2 separate regions of the Homo sapiens genome follow, and region 1 is linked to region 2. A link is a loop called in an ENCODE intact Hi-C map of the cell type or tissue named here. Cell type or tissue: heart right ventricle. All regions are shown on one strand. Each heading gives the region's core, and the rest is flanking DNA. Links, peaks and the distances in the headings are about the cores only. Region 1 overlaps BRF1 (BRF1 general transcription factor IIIB subunit). Region 2 holds the start of LINC02298 (long intergenic non-protein coding RNA 2298).

Region 1 (11,889 bases), core at 1,181-9,180, 190 kb after region 2:
GGAGGCCACAGTGAGAAGGAGCTGAGAGGGGGCCCTCACTAGAGAGCTGGGGAGGAGGCCACAGTGAGAAGGAGCCGAGAGGCGGCCCTCACTAGAGAGCTGGGGAGGAGGCCACAGTGAGAAGGAGCCGAGAGGCGGCCCTCACTAGAGAGCTGGGGAGGAGGCCACAGTGAGAAGGAGCCGAGAGGGGGCCCTCACTAGAGAGCTGGGGAGGAGGCCACAGTGAGAAGGAGCCGAGAGGCGGCCCTCACTAGAGAGCTGGGGAGGAGGCCACAGTGAGAAGGAGCCGAGAGGCGGCCCTCACTAGAGAGCTGGGGAGGAGGCCACAGTGAGAAGGAGCTGAGAGGGGGCCCTCACTAGAGAGCTGGGGAGGAGGCCACAGTGAGAAGGAGCCGAGAGGCGGCCCTCACTAGAGAGCTGGGGAGGAGGCCACAGTGAGAAGGAGCCGAGAGGGGGCCCTCACTAGAGAGCTGGGGAGGAGGCCACAGTGAGAAGGAGCCGAGAGGCGGCCCTCACTAGAGAGCTGGGGAGGAGGCCACAGTGAGAAGGAGCCGAGAGGGGGCCCTCACTAGAGAGCTGGGGAGGAGGCCACAGTGAGAAGGAGCTGAGAGGCGGCCCTCACTAGAGAGCTGGGGAGGAGGCCACAGTGAGAAGGAGCCGAGAGGCGGCCCTCACTAGAGAGCTGGGGAGGAGGCCACAGTGAGAAGGAGCTGAGAGGCGGCCCTCACTAGAGAGCTGGGGAGGAGGCCACAGTGAGAAGGAGCCGAGAGGCGGCCCTCACTAGAGAGCTGGGGAGGAGGCCACAGTGAGAAGGAGCCGAGAGGCGGCCCTCACTAGAGAGCTGGGGAGGAGGCCACAGTGAGAAGGAGCCGAGAGGGGGCCCTCACTAGGGAGCTGGGGAGGAGGCCACAGTGAGAAGGAGCTGAGAGGGGGCCCTCACTAGAGAGCTGGGGAGGAGGCCACAGTGAGAAGGAGCCGAGAGGCGGCCCTCACTAGAGAGCTGGGGAGGAGGCCACAGTGAGAAGGAGCCGAGAGGCGGCCCTCACTAGAGAGCTGGGGAGGAGGCCACAGTGAGAAGGAGCCGAGAGGGGGCCCTCACTAGGGAGCTGGGGAGGAGGCCACAGTGAGAAGGAGCTGAGAGGGGGCCCTCACTAGAGAGCTGGGGAGGAGGCCACAGTGAGAAGGAGCTGAGAGGGGGCCCTCACTAGAGAGCTGGGGAGGAGGCCACAGTGAGAAGGAGCCGAGAGGCGGCCCTCACTAGAGAGCTGGGGAGGAGGCCACAGTGAGAAGGAGCTGAGAGGGGGCCCTCACTAGAGAGCTGGGGAGGAGGCCACAGTGAGAAGGAGCCGAGAGGCGGCCCTCACTAGAGAGCTGGGGAGGAGGCCACAGTGAGAAGGAGCTGAGAGGGGGCCCTCACTAGAGAGCTGGGGAGGAGGCCACAGTGAGAAGGAGCTGAGAGGCGGCCCTCACTAGAGAGCTGGGGAGGAGGCCACAGTGAGAAGGAGCTGAGAGGCGGCCCTCACTAGAGAGCTGGGGAGGAGGCAACTGTCTCCCCCATCTCCAGCTCAAACTTTCCAGCTCCAAAAGTGTGAGAAACACATTCCTGCTGTTTTGCCTTTCTGGTCTATGGTGTTCTGTTACAGCAGCCCAAAAGGACTAAAATGGGGGCTTATGATGACTGCAGTAAGTTATTTTTTACCATCTTCTTTCTCTTTTTTGAGATGGAGTCTCGCTCTGTCACCCAGGCTAGAGTGCAGTGGTGCGATCTCAGCTCACTGCAACCTCTGCTTCCCGGGTTCAAGTGATTCTCCTGCCTCAGCCTCTTGAGTAGCTGGGACTACAGGCACATGCCACTGCACCCAGCTAATTTTTTGTATTTTTAGTACAGACAGGGTTTCACACTGTTGGCCAGGATGGTCTCGAACTCCTGACCTTGTGATCCACCCATCTCCGCCTCCCAAAGTGCTGGGATACAAGCATGAGCCACTGTGCCTGGCCAAATATGTTATTAATAAACAGATATTCACATAGAAACCAACTACTAATTAGCTAGCCATAGCCTGCGAGTCTCCTTAGACTTCCTTCCAACAAATGAATTCTAAAAGTAAACTCAGGCTGTGTGCCGTGGCTCATGCCTGTAGTAATCCCAGCACTTCGGGAGGCTGAAGCAGGTAGATCACTTGAGCCCAGAAGTTCAAGACCAGCCTGGGCAACATAGTGAGATCCAACTGCTAAAATAATCAGCCAGGTGTGGTGGTGCAAGCCTGTAGGCCCAGCCAAGGTAGGAGGACTGCTTGAGCTTGGAAGGTTGAGGCTGCAGTGAGCCATGATCCTGCCACTGCAGTCCAGCCTGGGCAGCAAGAGAGCGAGACCCTGTCTCCAAAAAAAAAAAAAAAGATTTGAGGCATATCACCACTTACATGTAAAGTATAAAGCAATAAAGCTTCCAGAGGAAAACACAAGAGTATCTTCAGACCTTGGAGTAGATAAGAATTTCTTGAACAAGTCACAAACAGCCCTAACCATAAAAACTGATATACTGGGACTTCATTATAATTAAGAAATTTCTGGCAGGGTGCAGTGGCTCACACCTGTCATCCCAGCACTTTGGGAGGCTGAGGTGGGAGGATCACTGGAGCCCAGGAGTTGAAGACCAACCTGGCCAACATGGTGAGACCCCCATCTCTATTTAAAAAAAAAAAAGAATTGGCCGTGCGCAGTGGCTCATGCCGGTAATCCCAACACTTTGGGAGGCCGAGGCGGGCAGATCACGAGGTCAAGAGATCGAGACCATCCTGACCAACATGGTGAAACCCCGTCTCTACTAAAAAGTACAAATATTAGCCGGGCATGGTGGTGCACACCTGTAATCCCAGCTACTCGGGAGGCTAAGGCAGGAGAATCGCTTGCACCCATGAGGCAGAGGCTGCAGTGAGCCGAGATCGCGCCACTGCACTCCAGTCTGGCAAAAGAGTGAGACTCCATGTCAAAGAAAAAAATTAAAAATGAGTGGATGTGGTGGCATGTACACGTGATCCCAACTACTCGGGAGGCTGAAGTGAGAGGGCGGCTTTAGTCTGGGAGGTTGAGGCTGCAAGGAGCATCGACTGCACCACTGCACTCCAGCCCGGACCACAGAGTGAGTGAGACCCAGTCTCAAAAAAAAAAATTCAGAAGTTTCTGTTCGTCAAAAGACAACATTAAGAGAGTGAGACAAGCTACAGACGTGGGAGGAGGATTCGAAACATGTATATCCAACAAAGGACTCGAATCCAGAATATATAAAGAACTCTACAAATCTGTAAGAAAAAGACAACTCAGTTTTTAAAAAGCACAAAAGACGCCAATAGGCACTTCACACAGAAAGGACGTCCCAACAGCCAAGAAGCATGAGCAAAGGTTGTGGCCATAATTACTCACCAGGGAAAGCGAATTAATGCCGCAGCGAGTGTGCTACACACCTACCAGAAAGACTACAACTGGAAAGGCTGATGATGCCACATGTGAACAAGGCTGCGGAGCCACTGGGACTCTCCTACACTGCTTCCTGGTGGGAACATGAACTGGTACAAGCACTACAGAAAACCCTGTGGCCCTATCTAATGATGAGCACACCCAGACCTCAGGACCCAGACACCCATTCGCAGGTAAACTCCCAAGCGGAGGGGGCACCTGTGTCCACCGAAGGACCAGGTGCAAGAACACGCACAGCAGCTTCCTGTGCACAGCCAAGAATGGAAACACCCTAGACGTCCATCAACAGGAAAAGGAGATAAACTGTGGTCTATTCATCCCATGAAATACTACATTGCAATAAAAGAATAAACTACTTACACGCTCCAAAACAGCACGTTCTAGAACGGCTCCAGCCCAGACACTGGCAAGCCAGATGCGGACGACTAGAGCCACAGGAGCTCTCCTTCCTTGCTGCTGGGAGCACAAAATGGCTCAGGTGCTTTGGAAAAGGGTTTGGCAGTTTCTTACAAAACTCAGCATACTCTCACCACACCACCCAGCAATCACTCAGAAAAACCTGCACGTGACGTTTACAGCAGCTTCACTCATAATCGCCCAAGCCCAGATTCCCTTCAGCAAGCAGGTGAAAGGATAAATCAACTGTGGCGCACCTAGGCGGTGGAATATTACTCACCACTAAAGAGAAAGAGGCCACAGGCTGTGCAGAGACCTGGAGGACAGTTAAATGCCCATGGCTGAGTGACAGGCTGCACAGAGAAAGGATGCACAGTGTGCAACTCCAGCTCTACGACCACATGACCAAGCGCCGGTGAAAAGATCAATGGTTGCTGGAGGCTGGGGAAGGAGGGATGAATGGGTGGAGCTCAGGGGATCTTTAGGACTCTGAAAGCACTCTGTATGAAACTGTAACAGTGGTTACCCGTCACTACGCATTCATCTAAACCCATAGAACACGCACCGCCCAGCGTGAGCCTGGGTGTGTGGTGGAAGCTGCGTGATCCTGAGCCCAGGTGTGCAGATACAGCCTGAATGATCCTGAGCCCGCGTGCGCAGGTGGAGGCTGCATGATCCTGAGCCCGCGTGTGCAGGTGGAGGCTGTGTGATCCTGAGCCTGCGTGTGCAGGTGGAGGCTGCATGATCCTGAGCCCGGCTGTGCGGTGAAGGCTGCGTGATCCTGAGTCCGGGTGTGCGGATACAGCCCGCGTGACCCTGAGCCCGGGTGTGCGGATATAGCCCACGTGACCCTGAGCCTGGGTGTGCAGGTGGAGGCTGCATAATCTTGAGCCCAGGTGTGCAGGTGGAGGCTGCATGACCCTGAGCCCGGGTGTGTGGATACAGCCCACGTGACCCTGAGCCCAGGTGTGCGGATACAGCCTGCGTGACCCTGAGCCCAGGTGTGTGGACAGAGCCTGCGTGACCCTGAGCCCAGGTGTGTGGACAGAGCCTGCGTGACCCTGAGCCCGGGTGTGTGGATACAGCCTGCGTGACCCTGAGCCCAGGTGTGTGGATACAGCCTGCGTGACCCTGAGCCCAGGTGTGCGGATACAGCCTGCGTGACCCTGAGCCCAGGTGTGTGGATACAGCCTGCGTGACCCTGAGCCCGGGTGTGTGGATACAGGCTGCGTGATCCTGAGCCCAGGTGTGCAGGTGGAGGCCGTGTGATCCTGAGCCCGGGTGTGTGGATACAGCCTGCGTGATCCTGAGCCCGGGTGTGTGGATACAGCCTGCGTGACCCTGAGCCCGGGTGTGTGGATACAGCCTGTGTGATCCTGAGCCCGGGTGTGTGGATACAGCCTGCGTGATCCTGAGCCCAGGTGTGCGGATACAGCCTGTGTGACCCTGAGCCCGGGTGTGTGGATACAGGCTGCGTGATCCTGAGCCCAGGTGTGAGGTGGAGGCCGTGTGATCCTGAGCCCGGGTGTGTGGATACAGCCTGCGTGACCCTGAGCCCAGGTGTGCGGATACAGCCTGCGTGACCCTGAGCCCGGGTGTGTGGACAGAGCCTGCGTGATCCTGAGCCCGGGTGTGTGGACAGAGCCTGCGTGATCCTGATGAGTCGATGTGGGGCGGCTGACTGCAGCTCGTGCACCACAGTGGAGGGGGGCACTGACGGGGTCAGGGGAAGCTGTGTGGTGGGAGGTGCTCAGAGTCTACAGGAACTCTCTGCCGATCCATTTTGCTGTGAACCTAAAATGCTCTAAAAATTACAAGTCTTTTTTTTTTTTTTAAATTCCTTTCTATATGATTCCCACTGTATGAAGCAGAAAACCAAGTGAAGCCAGTGGGCAGCAGGTGCTTTCTGAGCTGCTGCAGGCCTGACTCATGTGGATTTGTCAGGTGGTTCATGGAAGGTCAGCACATTTCATGCACTTTACTATGCGTGCTATACTAGGAAAAACAGACCAAGAGAACAGAAAAAGAATTTCCCTGAGAAACGCGTCCCAAACGAAAGGCTCATCAGGTCAATGAAGAGAGCCCCACCTAGCGGCATTTCAGAACCGTCGCTTCAGAACATCAAAGAAATCATCCCAAAAGGCCTGAGATTTTAAAAACAGAGATCAAAACACACTGGCATTCAACGTCTCTTGCTGGTGGACCCGGAGCAGATGCTCCCCACATTCCATGGGGTGCCTGTCTCAACCCCTTGGCAACCATCCCAGGGGGAAGGGGCAGGAGTTTCTCTCTCCCAGACCCTTTCTCTAAATACAGTCTCAGCGTGTCCCCAGCAAACCAAAGGAGGGGCCTGTGACCTCGCAGGGTGCACGGAGGCAAGCAGAGGAGACAGAGTCCTCGCAGAACATGACTGTCGCTGCGGGCAGGAAGGGTGGCCCGTGAGTTTATTTCCATCTTTGCAGTTTTCTAAGAAAGGCAATCAAGACTTCACCAAAACAGTAACAGTCGGAAGCTACATTCACAGATTTCCACCAAACCTGGCAGGCTGGGTGGCGGGCGGGAGTGGAGGCCGTGGGCCAAGCTTGCAGCGGGACCAGGGCTGATATGAAAACTTCAACCAAGGCGGTATGGGGAGAACAAAGGAGAATAAACAAAATTTAAACAAACATAACCCATGATAAATCAATCAATCAAAATAAAGGGTTTTTTAAAAGTAAGATAAATACAGCCAGGTGTAGTGGCTCACACCTCTAATTCAAGCACTTTGGGAGGCCAAGGCGGGTGGATCACCTGAGGTCAGGAGTTCGAGATAAGCCTGGCCAACATGGCAAAACCACGTCTCTACTAAAAATACAAAAATTAGCCGGGCGTGATGGTGGGCACTTGTAACTCCAGCTACTCGGGAGGCTGAGGCAGGAGAGTAGCTTGAACCCAGGAGGCGGAGGTTGCAGTGAGCCCAGATCGCGCCACTGCACTCCAGCCTGGGTGACAGAGCGAGACTCCATCTCAAAAAACAAACAAACAAACAAAAGGTAAGATAAATACGAAATACAAAATAAGAGGCAGGAAGAGCCCAAAGCATCAGAAATGTGCCAGTTATAATGGGCCAAAATCCCCTCTTGTGTCTCCAGAAGTATTTGAAAAATACGTTAGGATCTGCCTCACAGACATGCTCCCAGGACACTCGACAGCAAGGAGGTACGGCGGGCCCAGCCAGCCAAGGCAGAGGAGGACATCACTGCCACAGCAGGGGGCCTGACTGGCAGCAAAAGGGACGACTCCGGCGAAAAGTCAGCAGGAAACAGGACAGGGGCTGGACCAATGGCCTCCCTCAGCCCCACACCCCACCCAGGCAGGAGCGGTGCCTGGCCCGGGGCAGGCGGGTGGGAGAGCTCACTGAGTGGGCAGCAGGGCATGGCCCCTGATGCTGCAGGTACCCAGGCTGCAGCTGCAGAACCTCAGGTGGGAACCCAGGTACAAAGATCAGCATAGGGTCCCCCAGAACCACCCATCCCCAGTAAGACTCAAGAGGGGTGGGGGCCCCGCAGCTTCCCCCACACAGTGAGTGGGGTCCACGGGGCCTCCTGGGCCTGCAGGTCACAACCTTCACTGACACTCACCCCTAATTAGGGAGCATGTATGTTCCAATTTTCATTTCTTTCTTGAACCAAAGGTATTTAAAAGGCTTTTGAAAAGGTAAGATGAGCCATTTCTCTTTCTCTGTTGTTGGTTTCCAATCCTATTGCAATGCACGCGTCTGCACCGACACTACTCTTTGCAATTTGTATAGGTCTGAGGCACGACCAACTCTAGTAAAGATACCGCGAGTTTTTGGGAAAATACAGACTACATTCTCTGTGGAGAACAAAGCTCTTCACATGGAGAAAATCTTGAAGTCAGTAGAAGAAAAAAAGGAGATAGCCTAGTGGCACCACAAGCAATGGGCAGAGCTGGGCCCCAACCCAGGCAGCCTGAGGTCAGGAGGGCCCCTGGGCAGCGCAGCCCCAGCCCCCACCTGGAGGAACTGTAAACGTGTGTGCCAGGAAGCCCTGAAACAGACAAAACAAAAAACTGACAAAACTGTGGGTAGGACAGGACGGATCCAGTCACTGTGCCAGGTCTTCATGCACACTCTCGGTGGCAGACACAGAGAACCAGCCAGTGGAGAGGAAGAGGGATGTGCTGCGCTGCACCCGCTTCCTGCAGGAAACGCATTCAAGCGCCCAACACACATGCACGTCCACAAAACTGGCCTTCCACCCGGCCACGGCTCGAAGCATTTCCGAAGACTGAAATCACACAGAGGGTGCTCTCTACTGCAGAAGAATCACACCGGCAGTCAGGAAGAAAGGCGCTGACTATACTCCTCTACTAGTAAGTCCACAGCAGGACAAGGAAAAAAGCACAAGGGAAGCGTAAGGATCCATCCACTCTGCTGTGAGGGATCATCGCAAGCCCAACTACCCCTGCCAGCCTAGGTGTGTCGGTGCTGGCCACCCGTCGGCAGCAGCAGCCAGGAGCAGAGGCAGGTGCTCAAGAGCCCGGCCTCCTGGAGATGGCCCAGGAGAAAACAGCCAGGGTGACGTGCTGTCCACAAGAGATGTTCTACCTGTCCCGACCACCTTCCAGCATCCACACTAAGGCTGCAGGACATGGCTGCACCGATCACAAGAATCCCTCACGTGGTCCTCAGGTTCCTGAGAGTGTACTCAATGAAACAGTGAAGCCAAAGAGATCCTAGCACAAAGTATCCCTGCCTGGACTGACCCACGGCCAACCCACACTCAATGGTGAAGACTGGATGCTTCCCCAGGATCAAGGACAAGAGGATGTCTGTTCACACCACTGCTATTCAATGTGGTAAACAAAAAAAACAAAAACAAAAAACAGGCACTAGACTAGAAAGGAAAGATAACACGATCTTGTACCGAAAATCCTAAGTGATCCGCTAAAAAACTATTCAGCATAAAAAATGAGTTCAGCCAGGCTGCAAGATACAAGATCAATACATATCAACTGAGACTAAATTCGACAAAAGAAGTACAAAACTTATACTCTGAGAACTAATAAAATTGTTGAAACAAATTAAAGAAGACCCAAATAAATGGAAAGAAATCCTGTATTCAGGTATCAGAAGACTTTACACTGTTTAGGCGGCAGTGTTCCCCAAAATGACCAACATATTAACGCAATCCCCGTCAAAATCCCAGCTGACTTCTTGGCAGAAACTGACAAGCTGATCCTAAAATTCATATTGCCACTCAAGGGACTTCAAACAGGCAGCATAACACTTTTGAAAGAGAGCAGTTAGAGGACTCACAGTTCCTGATTTCAAAACTGACTGCGAAGCTTCAGTGTCCTGAACAGCGTGGAACGGGCACCAGGACTGTCATGCAGTCACTAAGCCAAACTGAGGATCCAGAAATGAGCTTTTAGGTTTACGGTCAATCGATTTTCAGCAAGGGCACCAAGAGGATGCCAACTGGCAAAATACAGTGTTTTCAACACATGGTCCTGAGAAAACTGGGTCTGCACGTGCAGGAGTGAAGGCAGGCCCTTACCTTACATCACATGCAAACGCTGACTCAATATGGACCAAAACCTACTGGAAAGAGAGGAAGGCGCAAAACTCCAAAAAATCATAAGCACAAATCTTCACGATTTGGACTGGATTAGGCAACATTTGTTAGTTATGATACCAAAAGCACAGCCATCAAGAGACTAAATAGGTAAACTGGATACTATCAGAATTTAAAACTTTCATGCTCCAAAGGATACCAGCGAAAAATAAAAAGACAAAAGAAAATGAAAAGAACGCATGAAATGGCTGAAAATGTCCTATAAATCACACATCCGATAAAAGACTTGTACCTAAAACACATAAAATCACACATCCGATAAACGACTTGCACCTAAAATATATAAAATCACACATCCGATAAAAGACTTGTACCTAAAACACATAAAGAACTTTTTCAACTCAATCATAAGACAAATAACCCAGCAGACATTTCTCCAGTTTGTGGTGAACTGGCACTTTGACAAAACGCAGTGAGAATGTCACTACAATATCCAACTGCTATAAATGTGTTATTTCTGCCTCCATCTCACTGAGGCCATCAAGCAATGGCTGTGGATCCTGTGGGATCCACTGGGTTCTCCCCAAACAGCCCTGGCAGAGTCTGCAGGACACCCAGGAGGGGACTCAGGGCACAATTCCTCCTGGAAAGCAGCCTGGGCTGGGCGTGCAGGGTGACGAGGAAGTGGCAGGCCATGAGGTCCATGGCTGAGTCAGTGCCCTCCACCCTAGCACCACCATCCCCATCTCTGGGACCCGCCGCACGCTCAGCAGCATCCGCGGTGGGAAATACCATTCTGCAGGGTCTGCGCTCTCGACTCCTTCCCCAGATTCACGTGGAAGCCGCCACCCAGAGTCGGGGTTTTGCCAGCACCTGGAAACACAAAAAAAGACAGATCAGCCAAAACTTGGAGATCTGCATTTACAACCCTTTCCTAACATCCACAGACACAAAGTGAGAACAAAGCGGGGGTCAGCACTCATGGGGGAAGCAGCAGGTCGGCCCCCCGCACCTCCGTCACTGAGCCAGGAACCCCAGTGGGGGAAGCATCTCTCACTCTGCCCAGCCAGCAGGGTTGAGGGTGGGCCAACTGCACTTTCCGCATTTTCTTTTTTTTTTTGAGACGGAGTCTCCCTCTGTTGCCCAGGCTGGAGTGCAGTGGTCCCATCTCCACTCACTGCAAGCTCCGCCTCCTGGGTTCACGCCATTCTCCTGCCTCAGCCTTCCAAGTAGCTGGGACTATAGGTGCCCGCCACCACGCCCGGCTGGGATTACAGGCACTTTCTGCATTTTCTAACCATGTCCCTAACACACTGCAAGTCCAGAGTGGACGCTGTCAAATGGCTGCCGGGCGAGAACACAGATGTACCTCCAAACCTCTGCAAGTGGTGCACACACAGCATGGGCTGGCCGTCCCCCTTGCCCCAGGCCAGCCCACTCAGATATCACTCCTGCATGGTGACCACATGTGAACACATCCACCTCCCTGCTGGACTGCAGGGGACGCAGGTACCATCCCATGTGCCCCAAGGCACTGCAACCAGCCAGTCTGCAGAAGGCCCCCACGCCTCAGTCCACCCACCCATGGGGAGGCTGCAGCTGAACCTGCTGGACACTCTACTCCGAAGCTCTGCCAACTGACAGCATGCCTACGACGTCCACCACATTCTGCCCTGCAGGGCTTCGGGGTTAAGACCTGGCCCTGGTACCTCTGGAAACATCAGGTGGACATTTGGATTGTTCACCAGGTTCACCAGCCCGATCGCTGCAGCCTGATCTCCCAATGAGCATGGTGGACATGTGGATTGTTCACCAGGTTCACCAACCCAAACGCTGCGGCCTGATCTTCCAACGAGAACAGTAAGGTGAGGCCCCAGGCATGCCCAAAGATGGGGAGAGCTGGAAAGTGCCCCCCGCCCCGCAGCGTCGGCCCTCAGTGGTTGGCACAGGGGCCAGTGCATTTGTGACAAAGCACAGACACAGGACTGGAGGCTGCTGCAATCGGGACGCGCAGACAACCTTGGCCACTTGGGGGAAGGCAAGTGTGTAGGGCCTGTCGGAGGACACTGGAAGGATAGGATGCAGAAGCAGAAAGCCAATCGCTGGAGCCTGGGGCCAGGCCCTCCAGGGAAACCATGAGGCAGGGACCTCAGCGTCATCCAGGGGCAGCCACCAGCACAGACAAGGCAGAACAGGCACGGCCTCTGGCTTCACAATGAATGTAACTGAATCCCAAACAAATACTAACAACACTCTTTAAAGACTCCAGTAAAATGATTCTAAAGTTCAGTTGGAAGCAAAAAGGAATTAGAGCAGCCAAGAAAAGTTTTGAAGAGAGCAAGGGGCAGCTACTGGGCCCGTCCGGAAACTCAGAGCTGAACAGGGTCAGGTGGCACTCAGCTTTTCCTGGTGGCAGCAGAGGCAAAGCCCGGGCCTCCTT
Region 2 (11,889 bases), core at 2,034-10,033:
GCAGAGAAAGGCCTGACAGCCAGACCTAAGGGCTGCCACAGATTGCTGGTGCAGCCCACCCCCACATCCATCCACCACAGGCTGAGGACAGGGATGTCATCCTCTCCATGGGCACAGGGCTCCTCCCAGGAGCCAGCAGAGGCCAGGCTTTTCTTTGGACTGTGCAGAGTGTGCACTCCCAGGCCTGCTGAGTGACCCTTTTCCACGCAGATTCAGAGAGGGCTCACAGAGGCAGACGTCAAAGCCCAGCTTTGCAGGGTGAGTGGAGGGAGAGCTTGGAGAGGCTGAGCCCTCGATAGCTGGAACCAGAGGGGAGTGAGGGCAGGCCTTGGACATCCTTTTGTCAAAGTATACATTTTGGGTTTGGCTATGTCTAAGTTACTCTGTAATAAAAGTCATTTATTCTGCCCAGAGGTCTGTGGCAGTTCTGCCATCAAGTGATGGTGAGTCTCAGGACAGGGAGGACACAACACATCCCACCTGTCCAGTGAAGTGATGCTCAGTGGCCGGTCCCAGGGCTGGGCTTGGACGGGAGAGTGGGGACGCTTTGTCCACTAATCACTTTCTAAGTCACCACAGCCTTGGGACAGCCATACCTTGTGGTCTCTAGGGATCCTGGTGTTCTGGCCTGAGGTCTGAGGTCAAACAAGGTCTGTGCTCTCACACCAACCCTCCACTGGCAAGCAGGACCCAGGGAGGGGGTCAGGAGGCAGCTGGGTGCTCCCCTGGGACACAGGCCTGCCCTCTGCCTTCACTTCCCACAGCTGCCCAAGCCCATCATGTTCTGGGCCTCACCCTTCCACATCTGGGACCCTGAACAGCCGCCTGTGAACACCGACAGGAAGAACAGGGGAGCGTCCAGCATTGAGGCACGCGAAGAGCCCTGACCCCTGGCCCTTCCCTCCAGCTACCTGGGACAGCCTGAAACCAGCCTGAACCCAGCGAGGGAAGTCTCGGACCCTGGAGACGACCTTGTGTTCTCCCTGCGCGATGGTGAAACTCCAGGCACTGCCACAGCTTGGGAGAGGGGGTCCAGCCAGCCCTGCTCCTCCCTCCATGGAGCTGGCCCTGGGAGGGCAGACAGCTGGTAGTGCCCACTGCACTGGAGGCAGCAGCCCCTCAGACTCTGTGCCTGCAGCCCAGCCTTGGGAAACAGCATACTGGGCATGGGGCAGAGGCCCATTCAGTTCCCCGGACACTGAATAACTAATGACCCAGGCTCAGCCATTCATTAGAAATTTTCTTGATTCAGAGAAACCCCCATCACCCTCAGCCGGAAAATCTCTTGGTCCCCTGGTCACAGTGATTGAAGTACCCCCGACCACAACCACACAACAGGGAGTGATGTGGGGGAGTCCTGGGCTTCTAGAGGCTGGTTGTGGCTTCCTGCCTCAGTTTCTTTGTGGGCAAGAAGGCACCAGAGGCCTGTGACCTCCCCTGCTCTCACTGGGACTGGCCCCCATCAGGTTTATGCAGTGAGGCGCAGACCCTCAGCAACCGTGTCCTGGGCCTTCTCCATCCCCAATCCCTCCCATGTCACCTCCCGTTTCCCATTACTGCCAAGCTCCAGTGCCTGGGGCAGGAGGACAACCCATGCAGCCAGCCAGGCCATGCTGGCAGAAGCTGCTGGTGGGGGCATCTGGGCATGCTCAATGGCACCCCAAGAGCTAAAATGGACTCTAGGGGGGTGGCCAGGCCCTGGTGGGGGAGGTACACTCCCACTGCCCAGATCCAAACCCGATGGCTGGGCCCTGACCTGCAGGGTCCCAGGCTCACCAGCCCCTCCTCCTCTAACAGGCCGGTGCTCAGTTCCTCTTCCCCTCCGGAGAGACCCAGCTTCCCACAGCCTGTTTCTCTGGGGGACAATTCCCTGCAGCTTGGGAATTCTCACCGTCCCACCTCCCATTTTATCTTCTCTTCTTTCTCTCTCTCGCTCTCTTTTTTTTTTTTTTTTTTTTTTTTTGAGATGGAGTCTCACTCTGTCACCCAGGCTGGGGTGCAATGGCCCAATTTCGGCTCACTGCAACCTCTGCCTCCTGGGTTCAAATGATTCTCCCGCCTCAGCCTCCCAAGTAGCTGGGACTACAGGGACCCGCCATCATGCCCGGCTAATTTTCGTATTTTTGTAGAGACCGGGTTTCACCATGTTGGCCAGGCCAGTCTTGAACTCCTGACCTCAGGTGATCCGCCCACCTCGGCTTCCCAAAGTGCTGGGATTACAGGCGTGAGCCACCGCGCCCAGCCCACCTCCCATTTTCTTAGAAGAAACTGAGACACAAAGAGCCTGAGAAAGTTGCTTAAGGTCACACAGCCCATCAGAGGCAGGGTGCAGGGTGAGGCACAGGGACCAGAAACTTCTTCCACCTGATATCTCTGAGACAGCGGCCTCCCTGTTCCCCTCTTGCCACAGTCTCTCCAGGATAAGGTGAGGGTGTCAGGGGCCTGGGTCCCCACTTGCGACCCCACCGGGCTGCTCCTGGGACGGGCTGTGCAGGCCAGGAGACTGGCGGACCTAAGAAACTGAGACGTGTTTCTCAGCTCCCCCAACCACGTCCCCAGCCCCGCCGGTCCCGGAGCTGCCCTGCCGCCTGGTGGCTGCGGCTGCGCTGCGCCCGACCGGCCCGCGCTCCAGGGCATCCGACCTCCAGTTCCCCCGCCCGCGCCCGGGAGTGCGCCGAGAGCAGCAGAGGTCGAGACAGCAGCCCGGAGGTGGTGTTACCCGCAACCTCGGCTCCTGCGCTCGGGGCCGCTTCTCTCCTGGGTGCAGTCAGCTCTGCGCGGGGGACCCTCAGCACGCCGTCCACGGACACGGCTCCCTCGGCCACAGTCTCCTCCCCGCCATCAGACGCACTGCAGACCTGGGGCCTTTGTTTCCCAGGCAGGGAAATGGGCGTGCTGCGCCCACGGGCGCAGGGAGGACGGGGGAGCCCGCCCTGGGGGCCTGGAGGATTCGCGTGGCCTCCGCGGTCCAGAAGTACTCCTCTCCCCTAGCGATCCCCAGGATTCTCTTCCCCAGTTCCCTCCCTGGTCTAGAACCGAGACTCACAGCTCCCCACCCCTCGGTCCCGAGTTCCCTGTCCCCTCCCCCCAGGCCGGGAACCACCCAGTCCCCTCCGCGCCTCCCCAACCCCCAGCCCAGAGCATTCCTGCCCGCACCGTACCCTTCAATCTCCGCCCCCGGCCAGGAGCCTCCCTGGCCCTTCCCGCCCGGCGGGGCAGGCTCCGGGCAGGCGGGCAGCCTCGCGGCGGCGGCATCCGCGCCCACCTTCATGCCGCCGCAGGCTGGAGCGCGCCTGGGCCTGTCGAGGCCGCTGGCGGAGCAGCGGCGGGGCGGGCGGGGAGGCTGCGTCTGCGCGGCCCGGAGGAGCCCCCGCAGAGGCTGGAGCGAGCCCAGGCAGGCTGGGGCGCTGGCGCGGGGCGAGCTGGCGGGGGCGGGAGAGCTGGCCCAGCGCTGGGTTTCCTGGGTCCCAGCACGCACGCGCGCCTTAGTGGGGCGCCGGCCCGCTTCCCAGGCAGATCGCCCTTGGCCTCGCCTCTGGCTCTTTTATTTGCACAATCACCCCGAGGTGGGTGATGCTATTGTTCCCACTTTTCAGATTCGAAAGTCGAGACACAACTGGAATTCGTATCCAGGTTCCAGACACCGCCCGTCCTCGGGCAGAGGTTTGCGCAGAAACAAGCATCATTCCTGACCTTAGGGACCTCACCGAGCCTGCCTGCGGGCAGGGCAGGGAGGTGCTGAGAATTCGGGTGCACGTGCCAGCACCCGGGGCCCCAGAGCTCCCCTCCCCATGAAGCCCTCCCTCAGCCCCCTCCCTGGAGAAATGGCGAGCCATCTGGAAGGAGGTCGAGAGGGGACCCGCTCCCGCCAGGACCTCTCTTCTGGGAGTGGAGGAGTGGGCGGAGGAGAAGGGTTCCTGAGTCCCCAACCCGGTCCCAGGCCCTGGGAGCCGCCCCTCGCCCCCTCGGGAATCTAGTTCTCTTTGCCAAACCGCCAGCCCGGGCGGAGGGCTGGGGGCGGGGGCGAAGCCGAGCGCGCTGACACACGCGCCTGGAATTCCCAGGAGAGCCGGCCGCGGCCTGTGACCTCTTCTGCTCTTGGCCGGCCCCAGCCAGCGGGGCCGAGGGGAGGACAGGCTCCCTCCACGGGGGTGGGGCGCACACCCACCTCGTTCCTCCTGCTGGAGCCCGCCCTGTCCGTGTCCCTCCCCCTCCCAGGCAGCCTGCCTGGAGGTAGCAGTACCCTCTGTGCTCCGGACCCAGGCAGATGTGAACTCCCCTCACTCCACAACCACCAGAGACAGCCCGGGGCAGACCCTGTCCAGCTCCTGCCCCAGGGCCTTGAGCACATTACCAAATGCTCTGTGCCTGTTTCCCCATCTCTGCAAAGGGTGCTAACGGCCATCTCAGAATGGCTCGTTGAGATTCAAAGTGTCTTGTAAATGGTTGTTACAATTGCATGGAAGGTAAACTGAGGCCCAGAGGCCCCAACACCACAGAGCCACGTCTACTCACCAGCCCCCAGCCCCCACCACTCCCCGCACAGTGTCCTCCATCATGCTGTGGGTTTTGGAGGTTCAGAGGGCACCCAGCTGGGAGCTCGAGGCAGGCTGAGCTGTACACAGTGGTGTGAATGGGCGTGCATGTCATGCAAGGCAGTGTGCTGTGTGCCCTCCACGTGTGAAGGTGTGTGCCTGTGTGTGAGTGCTGGTGTGAACATGTGTGTGTACCCTGTGCTCATGCAAGTGTGCATCGTGTGTATGCTGGAAGCAGTGTGTGCGCGCACGCATACTCTGGGCAATCCACTCCTCGGGTGTGGTGTTGTGTAAACAGTGGAGGTCTCAGATGCCAGTCCCTGGGGACACTGGGCCCCCGCCCCAGGTTTGGCTGGCCCAGCTTGTCCCCTCCCCTGATCAGCCCTTGCCAAGGAGTGCTTTGCCATCTGGGGGCTAGAGGGAGTTGTGGTGGGTTCAGCGCCCTGCAAGGGCAGGCCTGTGCCCTGAGAGCAGATGGTCCCCGGCTTACCCTCCAGGCCAAGAAGTCCCCCAGCTCAGGTGACAGCAGAGCCCAGGAAGGAGGGCCAGCCAGGTCAGCCAACCCCAGGGAACCCCCCACCCCGACGGCGCTGGGCACTCAGGATGGGGGACTCCGCAGAAGCCTTAAGGACTGACAGTCCAGGGAGCTGGGGTCCTGCCGTGCAGACACACTGGGGGACCCAGGTCTGCAGGGACTCGCTGCAGAACCAGGAGTCCCAGGGCACACGAGCCTCCCTGCCCAGGTTGCTGGCAAGCCCCTGGGGTGAGTGGGGGCCCAGCTGCCCCGCCCTGAGCAGGCTCAAGCCCGCTTCCCAGATCCCCCCTGAACCCACTGCCCGCGAAGCAGGGTAGGAGATGGAGCAGGGGACCACAAACTCACAAACTGAGACCTGTCCCTTCACCCTGGGCCCAGAGACCAGGCAGACCACTTCCCACCCAGACCCAGAGCCCAGAGGGGTCTCATGGGCTGGCCCACCCCACCACATCCCCGTATGGCCTCCGCCCTGACAGCTCCCGAAGGCCAGGGATGCTCCCTCCCCTGGTGTGGGGGGCTGGGATGGGTGAGCCAGGGCCCCCACCCACCCCTAGCCTTGTCGCTCCTGCCGCAGGTTCCTCAGCACCTGCCCATCACAGCCTGCTGACTGACAAGGACCCCATGCTGCAGGAGGCAAGCTGGGGCCCAGGAGGGACCGCAGCCCCGGGAGGCTCCTCATTCATTCACATCTCCACCAAAGAAGCCCCACGGCTGCCCAGTGCCAGACCTGGCCTGATGCCTGGATGGCTGCCACTGGGATGATCAGGGTCAAGTAGTGTGGGCCTTTGAGCATCCTGGAGAGGGCGGGGAGGCCTCTAGAGGCACCCAGGGTGCAGGTCTGAAGAGGGATGGGCTCAGCTGGCCAACACACGGACACCTTGGGCCTGGCCTCCACTTCTCCCAGCCTGGCTGCCCACACTCCCCACCCTAGCAGCGGGCAGTGTCTGGCGCACCAGTCCTGCTCCCCCTGCTGCCATCCTCCGGGGGATGGTGTCCTTGGGCCCTAATGGGCTTCAACTGCCCATGGAAGCCCTGCCAAGGTCCCGACTTGCAGCCTCCTGGCGGGACCAATGTCCTCTCCAGGCCCTTCCTGCATGGACCAGCCCCCAGGGGCATTGCTCCAAGCCAGCAGCCCCTCTGCCCTGGCCTGCAGCCCTCCCAGCGCCTGCTCCAGGCTTGACCTCTCCCTCACCTTCTCCTCCTTCAGCTCCTATCACCCAAGGGCACAGAAAGGCACTGTCGCACCACCAGGGGGCGCCCTGCCTCAGGGGCGGGCTTAGGACACAGCAGTGCTGCTTATCTGGGAGCCCAGGGGCTGGGGACAGAAGAGGCTAACTGACCTCTGGCTGGTACCTTCCGGGCTTCAGGACAACTCAGCCAGGTGGTCACTGTGGGCCCACTCCCCAGATGAGGAAACAGGCCAGAGAGGAGGATGCCACCGGCCCTGGCTCTTGGGAGTGGGAGGTCTGTGTCTCCAGGATTCCTCCAAGCCACCAATTTGGGAAAGTCATCTGACCTCTCTGGGCTTCCGTTTCCCCACCTGTACAGTGGGGGTGGGAAGGCATCACTGCTGGGGCTGAGCATGGGACTACAGGACAGAGCTTGGGGCCCTGGCTCCAGCAGGCTGGTCTCCAGCCCCTGGGAGCAGGGACCCACCCCACCCAGCACAGGTGCCTAAAGGCTGTTGTCTCCGCCAGCAGGTGACCCTGCACCCATGGGTGGGGGTCCACAGGGCCAACTCAGCCCTGCACCTGCCAGCTGAGGACAAACTCTCCTGGGGAGCTTTTGGGCTGTGGCCAGAACAAGCGAGGCTGCCTTTGAGCGGCTGCCTTTCTGCTTTCTGCTGTGTGCGTGTGTGAGCATATCTGTGTGTGCCAGGGGCCTGGGCTCGGTGTGACCCCTAGCAGGTATGCCCCAGCTGTCAACACCCTCTCCCTCCTGTGGTCCCCACTGGCCCCAGATGGAGGCCGAGTCCCCCAGCCCAGAGCGCCCCGGGGGTCGGGAGTGCCCACTGCTTTGAGCCACAGAAACCCAGGCCCCAACCTCCTCAGGACCCCCAGGCCTCCTGGGCCACCAGGATGCAAACCCCACCTCCAGGCAAGGTGGAAGCCCATTTGGCAGCTGAGGCCCTGGTGCCTGAGGCCATCAAGGGAGGTCAGAAGGGACAAAGGCCACGGCTCGGCCGAGAGGAGGGTGCCGTCCGCTCTGCTCAGGCACTGGGCCGGGTGCCAGCAGCACCACGTTCCCACGCTCTATGGTGCCAATCTTGGCACCCCAGCCCTGCCCCACCCTTGCCTTGCAGGGACCAGGGCACCGGGAATGTGGCTGTGGATTCCGCCCCCTGGGGCCACGGATTCCTGTCTCAGTGGGCGGGGGTGGAGGACGGCTTTCCACCCTTTGATCCTTGCCAGTTCCAGGGAGCGAGGCCACGCCCAGGCCCTGCCAGCCAGGCCACAGGGGAGGCCAGGAGGCAGGCCCAGGCGAGACAGAGCTGACTCCCTCAGCTCAGGAACCCCAGCTCCCAGGGCCTGGGCCTGCTCCCCAGGTGCCCCAGAAGCTCCTGCCTCACCTCTTGCCAGCTGGGCACGGGGCCTGGTGCCCAGACTAATCGGGCAGAGACCAGCACTGGGCAATGGCCCAGTCCCCACCTTCAGCCTGTGATGGCCACAGCAACCCCTTCCCTCACCTCCCCAGTCTGCCACAGGGCACAGAGTCCCAGCCCCTCTCCGCCAGCCTGGCCTCACATGCTCACCCTCCTGCCCTAGCACCCCCCATTCGGCAGCCACAACTGCCCCACCCAGAGACTCCTGGGCGCCTGGTGCTGTTCAGGACACTGGCCTGCTCAGCATCAAGACAGATCCCAGAATGTCCTGGGCTTCTGACCACAAAGGAGCCAGCATAGGCTAAAGCCTGGCACGCGGCTCAGAACCCTCAACCCTATGTGCTTGTTTCCTGCTCCCCCAGCCTCTGGAGCCGGCTGACAGCTACCCCCTCAGTACACCTTCATGCGTCCCCGACCCCTGTTCAAGCACCACTGAGCACCCCAACCAGTGGACAAGGGGACAAGGGGTCCCACAGGAAACAGGACCACCCTCTGAGCCTGGGGGAGGGGAGAGCAATCTCAAAATCCCACGTGGGAGGGGCCCAGGGCCAGGAGTCCAGATAAAGGAGGGGCCCAAGGAAGGATCTCGCCCGGGCTCCTGAGAGGCAGGAGGATGGCTCCACTCTGCCAGCCGTCCTGATCTGCTAAGTGGAAATTACAGTCATTAGCGTCCCCTCCCAGAGGCCCGTGGTGCCCTGTGGGCCTGGAACTTGCCCCACCCCCTCTGCCACATATGGCCCAGGGAGAAGGCGCTAAAGGTGAGCGCCGGCTGCAGGGCGGAGGACTCTGGCCTCTGCGGGGCCGAGCCACGGAGCCACCTGGCTTGCGGGGATCCCTGGGACCCAGCCTTGTTCTACTGCCCACTTGACGCGGCGGGCACCCTCCTTCCTGGTGGGTCCTTACTCCCAACCCTGGCCTGGCCATGGGATTGCCAGGGTCTGGTGGGGGGGGGGTCCCTTTCCAATGGGGCGCCTTCCTATGCAGACAGAGGAGAGGGGAGTGGTCAGGCTGGGTCCTCAAGGTGCCCAGACAGGGGTGCGAGGAGGCAAGTGCTCACCGGAGCAGCCAGGAACGCTCCCTGGAGGAGGGGGCCCGGAAGCTCCCTGGCTGCAAGAGTGGATTCCTGAGCAAAAGCTCCGCGGGTGGAGAAAGAGAGTATGGCGGGGGCCACGGGGGTCCGAGTCCCGACACGCGGCTGCGCACTCGCTCCCCTGCACCGCGGGCGGGGCTGGGGCCGGAAACGCGCGCGGCGGCCTCGGATTCCTGCGCGGTGGGACAAGCCCGCGCCTGCGCGCCGCCCGGACAGGGCACGTCGCCCGCGAGGGGGGTGGCGGGCCCAGGAGGAGGGGACCCCGACAGCCCCTCACCGCCTGCCGGGGCGGGCCGCCACGCTGGACGGGGGCAGCGCGGGGCGGGGTCGGGGGGCGGCAGAAGGCGCCTTTGTGCGTCGCGTCCCCGAGCGTGTCGCGGCGGGCCCGGCACCGGCCCCGCTCCAGCGCCCGCCCCCGGCCCGCGCCCCGGGCCCCGCGCGCATACCTGGCGAGGCCACGAGGGGATTCTGCGGGCCGAGCCCCGCCTGGGCTGCGCCGCCGCAGGCGGGAGAGGCTGAGGATTCTTTTGGGAAGCCCCTCCGCCGGCTGTAACCCCAGGGCCGTGCCACCCTCCTGATCACCGCAAGCATGGACCCCCCAGCACGCTGCGGGTGGGACAGGCAGGGCCCCTGTGGGGTGGCTTGACTGGCCTGGAGTTGGGGACGAAGTCCCCGGGCTTGGTCCCCCGAGGGCTTGGTTGGGCGTCCCGGGGTAGGTGGCTGCCGCGGCGATGTGGGCGGCTTGCGTGTGGCCGATCGGGGTCGCTGCTGAGCCCCGGAGAGCGGAGGGTCCAGGCTAGGCTGGGGGAGCGAGAGGCGAGGGCGGAGCCGCGGAGGTGTGGGCGGCTTTCGTGGTCCGAGAGGCCCCAGGTTCCCGGCAGGGCGGGGAAGGCTGGGGCGGGGCCAGAGCCGGAGCCGCGAAGCCGCGATGGAGAGGGCCTGGAGGGTGCGCCAGGAGCCGGCGTCAGGGCCTGCCTCCATCTCCTCCAACCCCCACCCCATTTATTCCTGTAACAAATCCCTACCGGGAGCTGGCACAGCAGCTGTGCGCTGGGGACACACGAGATGCTCACCCTCCCTGCCCTCCAGGAGCTTGGACTCAGCTGAGGTCTGCAGGGGCCAGCAGGAGCAGGGCCGAGGGCCCTGGTGGGAAGGTCGTGGCCCACTAGGGAAGGCTGGGCCCGGGGGGTCAGGTGGAGGGCAGGCTGAGCTGCGAGCTGTGTCTTCAGCCTACAGCAAGGCCACCACTCCCAGCGCCTGGCCTCCTCGCTCCCGAAAGCTCAGCTCAGCCTACATGTGCCGACCCCTCTGTCCCCCAGGCCCAGGTTGGGCACTGGTCAGGACGGTGCTCCCAGAGGGACCCAGTAACAGGAGGAGCTAGGGTGAGAGCATGAGGGTGGGGGGAGCGGCAGAGAGGAGGGAGAGGCAGGAGGTGCTCAGGGCAGGAGTGTCTGGAGTGAGGAGGGAGAGGCAGGAGGTGCTCAGGGCAGGAGTGTCTCGAGTGGGTCTGGACAGGAACAGGAAGGGCATTCCAGGCAGAGGGGCCCAAAGAAGCAAAGGTGCACCAGGGAGAAATGCCCGCTGTGCTCCACCACAGTGGAGGTGCAAACCTCAGCATGGAAGATGAGGCTGGAGGGAGGGGCCTGGGCTGGAACATGGCCAGGATGGCAGTGGGGAGCCATTGGAGATGTTTGAGCCGGGGAGTGACAGGGTCAGATTCGAGTTTTGGAAAGATAACATCTTGAGCCATTAAACAGATTTCTAGGATTTCAGGTTTATTTATTTATTTATTTAGAGACTCACTTCACTCTGTTACCCAGGCTGTAGTGCAGTGGTGCGATCTCTGCTCACTGCAATCACTCAAGGCCAAGTGATTCTCATGCCTCAGCCTCCTGAGTAGCTGGGACTACAGGCGTGCACCACCATGCCCAGCTAATTTTTGTATTTTTAGTAGAGGCGGGGTTTCGCCATGTTGGCCAGGCTGGTCTCGAATTCCTGGCTGGGATTACAGGCGTGAGCCACCACGCCCTGCTGGATTTTGGATTCTTGATACGTATCATCAACCACTCTCCAGAGTTTGGCCAGCTTCACGCTCCATCAGTGGTCTCACCATAGACCTTCTAATCTTGATTGTGTTGGCTGGTGTCTATTTTCTAATGGTGTTTGGTTTTGGAACCTGCATTTCTTTGAAAAAGAGTGAGCATGTGCATTTTCCCAGATGCCTGGTATCCAACTGCACTTCTCCATGTGTGCATTGTCCCCTGAGCTGGCAAGAAGATCCTACTAGTTGGTCTGCATGCCATGCCAGCTCGGCCTTGCACCCTGGGGGCCCAGGTAACTAGCTCTCACCAACAGAAAGAGATGTGATGGACATCACCTGAGGCCAGACCCTAAGACCTCTGTGTGCCCCCTCCGTGTCTCCTGTCTGCAGCTGTTGTCCACACCAAGGGTGGCCTACAGAGGGAAGTGAGGACCTTGGGACTTCCTCCAGGACAGCCCTCGCTGTCCAAATCTCCACCTGCTGCAGAGCTGCCTCCAGTCAAGCCCTTGTTTCCAGCTTTCTGTGCCCTAAATAAACTTCTGCTGGGATTGAGCCATCAGCATTCTGTGGTGGGCGTCGCTGCTGCGAGGTTGCCCTCGTGCACACAAGCTCCTCACAGGTAAAGGTGATCTGCCTGTGGACATACTTGTTACAGAAGTTTCCCACCTGCTGTGCGCATCTTGCCTGTGTGCAGTCACCATTCTTTATGCAGTTGGTGCCTCCATCTGCTCCTGTGTGGTTTCTTCTTTTGGTTCCTTTATTATCTCTCTTTTGGTGCTGTTTCCCAGGGACTTAACTGCTGGAAGTTTGATAAATCCTCAACTCTCAAATTCACCCTTTTCTATAGATTTAAACAGACATTGAATGTTTCACCTAGCATTGGGGCAGAAGGAAGGTGCAGGCTCGGCCCTTGGCCCTTCTCGGCCAAATTGATCTCGCGCCCTTGAGAAGCTCCAGAATGAGTCTGAGAAGCCTCACCGGGGCTGATACATCCCTCCAAGGTGGGGGTCGGGAGACTCCCTGGCCAGGGGAGGCCTCCCCTGGGCCAGCTCCAGGCTTTGCCAGGCCCCCTTGGAGCCTGCACCA

Evidence for each region. Peaks named below come from ENCODE experiments on the same cell type or tissue, not always from the same donor. Only the 100,000 strongest peaks of a DNase experiment are listed, where the experiment ranks them.
Region 1: a loop joins it to region 2, with 9 times the contacts of the local background. A loop is called at or near these places in 50 of 110 quality-filtered maps.

The regions. Positions count from the first base shown.
Region 1 is chr14:105,276,055-105,287,943 of GRCh38, forward strand. BRF1 (BRF1 general transcription factor IIIB subunit) reads right to left here. Exons shown (of 18, transcript NM_001519.4): 2 at 10,242-10,322. Among named protein-coding and RNA genes, the nearest start is that of BRF1, 19 kb to the right of the region's middle. RefSeq lists enhancers at 6,973-7,514, 8,058-8,598, 9,869-10,767. In heart right ventricle, for the core only: CTCF peaks have their summits at 5,975 (motif pointing left) and 6,180; no DNase peak of the experiment used is centred there; H3K27ac peaks cover 727 bases.
Region 2 is chr14:105,084,347-105,096,235 of GRCh38, forward strand. LINC02298 (long intergenic non-protein coding RNA 2298) reads left to right here and starts at 9,801. Exons shown (of 6, transcript NR_110546.1): 1 at 9,801-9,870; 2 at 10,981-11,096; 3 at 11,194-11,422. RefSeq lists silencers at 2,431-2,700, 3,211-3,540, 6,236-6,405, 8,850-9,109, 9,420-9,469 and 1 more and an enhancer at 9,332-9,954. In heart right ventricle, for the core only: CTCF peaks have their summits at 2,588 (motif pointing left), 6,321 (motif pointing right), 6,521, 9,531 and 1 weaker place; DNase peaks (open chromatin) are centred at 2,645, 6,335, 7,405, 9,585 and 4 weaker places; H3K4me3 peaks cover 3,907 bases; H3K27ac peaks cover 5,171 bases.